Regions from separate parts of the Mus musculus genome. Here region 2 is linked to region 1. Evidence: chromatin loops called from intact Hi-C (ENCODE). Cell type or tissue: heart. All regions are shown on one strand. Each heading gives the region's core, and the rest is flanking DNA. Links, peaks and the distances in the headings are about the cores only.

Region 1 (2,898 bases), core at 198-2,697:
TACTGGAGAAATGGCCCAGTGGTTAAGAGCACTGGCTGCTCTTCTAGGAGTCCTGAGTTCAATTCCCAGCAACCACATGGTAGCTCACAACCATCTGTAATGGGATCTGGTGCCCTCTTTTGGTGTGTCTGAGGCAGCAATAGTGTTCTCATATACATTACATAAATAAATAAATCTTAAAAAACAGATACAAATTACACATACTGCCCTTTAAACAGTGATTATAAGAGAGACAGGGTGGGAAGAAAAGGCAGTCAGCAAAAAGTGGGAGAAGGACAGATGTGGTGCTCAGTTGTGGAGGGAGGGACAGGAAGCAAGCAAGCCAGTCCCCATCCCTCTGTGCCCGGGAAAATACAGCAGGGCCTCTCTCTGCTAATCATTAAGTAGCTTGTCAGAAGAGCCCCAAGAATTCTTTCCTAATTCAGTATATAATCTAGTGTTCCCTACGCATCAGATATCTCCTCAGAGGGAAGCCAGCAGCTCAAGTGAGTTCCCAGGAAGGAAGTCAGGTACAGCCCCCTCCCTAGCACTTGTGCACCCTAGGTCATATGAAGGCGCCACGGAAGAAACATCTAACTAGCAGCCACTTTTGTTAACAAAAGGCCATGCAGGAAGACAGAGAATTGTGCTGTTTTGTTTACCTAAGTAGTAGAGCCAGAGGCAGCTGATGGGAGAGTTGGAGGCAGGATTGGTTTCCTTGGGCTCCATTCCTACCCATTTCCTGATCCTCTGGACTCTTTTCCCATGTACATAAATCTGATGGAGGGAAGTAACAATTGTCTAAAACCGAGTGTCATAGTTAGGGTTCTAATGCTGGGAAGAGACACTATGACCACAGCAACTCTTACAAAGGACAACATTTATTTGGGGCTGGCTTACAGGTTCAGAAGTTTAGTTCACTATCATCCCGGCCAGAAGCATGGCAGAATACAGGTAGACATGGCGATGGAGAAGGAGCTGAGAGTGCTGCGTCTTTTTTTTTTTTTTTTTTTTTTTTTAGACGGTTTCTCTGTATAGCCCCGGCTGTCCTGGAACTCACTCTGTAGTCCAGGCTGGCCTCGAACTCAGAAATCCACCTCCCTCTGCCTCCCAAGTGCTGGGATTAAAGGCGTGTGCCACCACTGTCCGGTTCTTTCTTGATTTTAGTCACAGAATAAGATAACTATGTTAGAACATCTAGATTTTGGTTTTTTTTTTTAAATAAACAATCTAGAGATGATTTAAAACAAGAATATCTCAGCACTCAAGAAGCTGAGGCAAGAGGCTGGCAAGTTCAATATCAGTCTGGCTGCATTTCAAGACCCTGTGGCAAAACAAAAGAAAAAATAAAGCATATGAAGATTGTGCGTGGATTATAGACAAAGTTTACGCCATTTTCTATGAGACTTGACCAACCAGGGACTTTATATAAGGAGTGGGAGTCCTGGACCCAAAATTCCAGGAACCCAGGTATTTGGCCTCCATAATCTGCTCTAGGGAGCCTCATTTCCATATTGCCTTTGACACGCAAAAGTGGTTTCTCTTAGCTTCTTCGTGTTCACATTGCTGATTACAAACTGGGAGTCAAAAGACCTGTGATACCTACCCACGCTCTGCACCTGAAGAGCAGAGCCATTTTCAAGTAGTGTAGAAGGGCAACTGGACTAACCTGAGCGCCGAGGGTCCCCTGTGTTGCGACCTCCAGCCTAAACTGAATCACCCTGGTCAATCCGAACGCCTCTAGAGGTCGCCAGTCGCCAGCAGGCGCCAGAGATGCGGCAGAGTTCGCGCGGGAGGCGGGACGGGGCAGGGCGGGTCGTTAACCTAAGTGGGAGGGGCTCCGGGGCGGGTCCCCGTGCCAGGTGCGGTTTGGTCCTCCCAGGGCGCCGTAGGCGGTGCATCCTTCCGGCTGCAGGGGCAGAGACAGCCTCTTCTCTAGACCGCAGGCGGGCGCGGACCTGAGGCGCTGCTGCCGGGTGGTCCTTCCTGTGTTGTCCGCGCCCTGGACCATGGCGGCGCTGGCGGGTAAGAAGGGCCCATTCCGTCCAGCCCGCCGCTCGCGGGTTTCTGGCTGTCTGGTTTTTCTTGGGTCCGGAATCCTCAGCGAGAGCCTGGCAGGGTGGGGAGGATCGAACACAATGGTTCCCTCGGGACTTGAAGGTCTTGGGACTCTGGAAGTCCGAGCGCAGTCGTTCTAAGACTGAGGGCTCCTTGCGGCCGGCGCGTGGGGCGAATTCCCGCGAGGTGGATCCTCGGATCTGCAGACCGGGCAAGTCTCCTGGCTAAGGAAGCCGAGGCACCTGAGATTCTGAAATATGGGAAGTACAGGGTCTTCCAGAGTTCAGGACTTGAGATTCCGAGTTATCCTGGGTTCTAGGTTTTCTGTAGACCCAAAGTTCTCGAAGGTGTCTTTGGACTCTGGGATTGGGAGGAGTGGTTCCTAGAGATAGAGTATGAGTGTGGAGTTTATGATGTGGATAGGAAGACATCCGACCGTTCTTCCTGAGGCTCAAAGACCTCTGCCTCCTGTGGAGAACAGCTTCAAGTCTTCCTAGAGACTAGTTGAGTCCTCGCGTAGTCTCTGATGCCAGCAGATTAATAGCTCCGCACCTTGAGGGGAAGAGTTGAGTGAAGGAAATTTCAGAATTGGCTTAGCTGGGCCTGTAAATCCCTTCACGAATCATCTTGCAGCTTCCTGCCCCGCGGCATCATGAACTTTCTGCCGCCTTATTCCCAGCCACCGGTGTGAGTGGCTCAGTTTCTGGGTCTACCAGGGTCGACTTCCAAAAGTTTTCTAGAAAGGCCAAGGGAGAATTTTAGGGGTGGGGGAGGGACTGAATATGTGCCTCCACTTCCTGGCTTTGGGCCGGTGGACAGTCACTTCCTCCATCCTGAATTCAAGGACCGGGCCGCCAGTGG
Region 2 (2,898 bases), core at 212-2,711, 120 kb after region 1:
GGCTTGTGACGCCGTGCTGGGCCTCATGTTGCCGGAGCCGGTTGGCGTCAGTGAACACCTTCCCGCACAGGCCACATGGAAGGATGCCTGCTTCCCTCAAGCCCCCTGGAGACCCAAACATGGAGTCCAGCAGGTTGGCCTTCCTGGGGCGTCCCCGGCCTCGCTTGCTAGTTAGTGGAGGTGCACTGGATGCCACATTAGGGAACGGAGAAGTCAGTAGTTGGGGGGATAGGGGTCCAGCCACCATGGGCAATCTGTCCACCCCGGGTAACACAGGCAGAGAAGCTTGGCCCGCAATAGCAGCACCTGTGGCCCTGGCAGCCTCCTCCTCGGGCTGCATACTGCCAGCAATACCGTTACTGTTGGCTGCCATGGCTGCCCCGTTGGTCATGTCCAAAGGGAAGCCCAAGTCAGAAGTCCCAGGTGGGCGAAAGAGCATGATATCAGCCCGGGCAGGGGGCACGAGGATCTGCACGTTGGACTGTTTGATTACTTCCTGGCAGATCTCGATGACCGACCTCATCAGCAGGAACTTGGCGGCCGTCATGAGCTCGGGGAAGCTCTCTAGGCGCACAACGATTCGGGACGTATAAGCGAAGTCCAGGATGTCTCCGAACACTTTGGAACTGATGGTGTGCATCTCCAGTTCGCGGCTGCCTCCAGCTCCGCCGCCTGGAGCCGCCGCCGCGCCTCCCACATCAGCAGGACCACCATCTGCAGCTCCGCCGTCGCCTAACTGGGCGCTGAACACAGACTCAAAGTACTCGCTGCAGGCAGCCAGTACGGCGCGGTGCGCTGGGAAGCTCTCGTCGCCTACTCGTAGGAGCACGTCGCAAAAGCGCCCGCCGTTTTTGCGTTGTTGGTTCAGGTTGTGCAGCATCTCCGTACTGTGTCTGCTCACCTGGTAGGTGTAGCAGCCCGACGGACCGCAAGAAGCGTCGTTGACCCGCTCCATGGTCGCTGCCCCTTCCCCACTCGCCGGGCCGGGCACCCGCCAGTCCCTGGTCCCTTCCCTTAGGCAGCGAGACGCCTTTTGCAGCGGACCACTCACACTCCCCGCACGTGCGGCCCAGGGCTCGGTAGTACTCTCAGGTGCGCCCAGCGCACACGCCCCCTGCTCTAATAAAAAGGGCTAGACCCAGCGGGGCACTGCCCCCCACATTGCCGCCCTTAACCTCCGCCGGACCCGCGTAGCACTCCCTCTCCGCCTGCCCGCCTCCCTCTCTAGGTCTACCTTCCAGGGGTAAACGAGCGAAGAGGTGCGCCCCTCCTGCAAACGCAGCTGCCACCTCCCCTCCCGCCCGCCAGGCGGCGCCGGCGCGCGGCCAAAAGGCGCGCGCGCGCGCGCGGGGAGGAGGAGGGGTCCGCCGCGCAAGCGCAAGCGCGCGCTCCGAGGCTTTTCCCGGGCCCACTGGGGGCGCGCGCTGCGTCCCCTGCAAAGCGCGAGCCGGGGTGGGGGCGCCGGAGCAAAGGAAACAAAAGGCGAAGGCGAAGGCGGCGGTCCGCGCGCACAGGGGCGGTGGCGTAGGCCGAGTCTTGGAGCCCGGCGAAGGCGGCGGCCGAAGCGAGCGGGTGGCAGTAGCAGGGTGGGCCCTTTCCCAAGCCAGGCACGAGTGGCGGCGGCGCTGCGGCCCCAGGCTCCGTGCGTTCGGAACGGAGGAAAGATGGCAGCGGCTGCACTTCCTCTTGCACTTTCACCCCTGGGGGGAGGAGAAGGAGGGGGCGATACCAACAACACCCCCCCCCCCAGCTTGCAGAAAGAAAAAAAAGCAGCGAGCTCGGCGTGGGGGGTCTCGGTCGCCCCGACTCAGCACGTGCGCATCCGGCTCCCTAGCTTGGGCCGCCTAGCGCTGCAAACTTTCCACTTTCTTTGTGCCGAACGCCCCCCCCCCTCACCCAGCGGAGGATGCACGTCCCCCATTCCCTATTTATACAACCCCCCCCCCTGCAGCTCCGCTCCGCTCGCTTCCTGCCCCCACTCCCCAGCTCCGCCAATGCTAGCGCAGCCTGATCCTCCGCCTCCCCACCCCGCCCGCGGGGCCCGGGGCTGCAGCCTCAACCACCCCCCACACACCACCACCCCCCCCCCGACCCCGGCCAATACGATCTGAGCGCCGAGCCAGCAAACCAGCTACAGCCGCCCCTCCGCTGCCCGCCCAGAGTGTAGGCGAGCGTGCGGGATGGGCAGCCAGAGCCTGTGGATCTGAGCCCCCCAGCCTACCTTGCGCACCCGCAGGTCGGACGGGCATCAGCACCCTGCCTAGTTCTCCTTTGATGGCCGAAATCCCTAGAAGTCGGCTGAGACCTCCCGCTCTGCTGCCCTAGGAAGGAGACGGGATCCCGATCCGACGCAGGCGGAACCTTCTGCCTGCCTCACACTGACCGAGGCAAATGCCCGGCACGCCTGGATAACTAGAGATAGGTCGTTTTCCCCACCCACAGCTACTTGGGCTTTGTGCCCCAGGGAGCGTGAAGTCACAAGCCAGCTCAGAGAAGGGACAGTATGATGGCGATGGACAAAATCAACGACCCCTGCATGTCCCAGCAGTTTTGTAAGAAAACTAGGGAATCCAGAGATCAAGAAGCCCCCTCGATCTTCCCCAAGCCAGAAGCTTGCTTATTAGCCCTTGCCGCCCGGCAAAATGCCGGCCACTTTGACCACGGACCGTGCGGCCAGGCTAGAGCGCATTGTCCCTAAGACGCCTGAGGATGCTATTAGGCGAGGGTTGCACACAGGTTCGTCTGCTTGGGCTGTCGCTGAGCTATTGGTATCAGAGACTGTAGGCAAAGCACGTGTACTGGCGCGAAGTTCCCACAGTTGCGAGAGGAGCGAAGCACGTATTCCAAACTTTGCACGGCTCCAAACTGAGCGCTTCCATTAAATGTAGCGGTGTGTGT

What was found. Peaks named below come from ENCODE experiments on the same cell type or tissue, not always from the same donor. Only the 100,000 strongest peaks of a DNase experiment are listed, where the experiment ranks them.
Region 2: it touches region 1 in a loop (2.4-fold over the local background); 1 of 42 quality-filtered maps calls a loop at or near these places.

The regions. Positions count from the first base shown.
Region 1 is chr11:3,408,152-3,411,049 of GRCm38, reverse strand. It overlaps Limk2 (LIM motif-containing protein kinase 2), which reads left to right and starts at 1,812. Exons shown (of 16, transcript NM_010718.4): 1 at 1,812-2,004. The coding sequence starts at 1,989. It overlaps Gm51879 (a long non-coding RNA gene), which reads right to left. Exons shown (of 2, transcript XR_003949624.1): 1 at 1,649-2,898; 2 at 1-1,303. In heart, for the core only: a CTCF peak has its summit at 1,716 (motif pointing right); a DNase peak (open chromatin) is centred at 1,869; H3K4me3 peaks cover 1,362 bases; H3K27ac peaks cover 1,336 bases.
Region 2 is chr11:3,288,671-3,291,568 of GRCm38, reverse strand. It overlaps Patz1 (POZ (BTB) and AT hook containing zinc finger 1), which reads right to left and starts at 1,112. Exons shown (of 4, transcript NM_019574.3): 1 at 1-1,112. The coding sequence starts at 955. In heart, for the core only: a CTCF peak has its summit at 1,286; DNase peaks (open chromatin) are centred at 1,528, 1,658, 2,138 and 2,318; H3K4me3 peaks cover 2,500 bases; H3K27ac peaks cover 2,500 bases.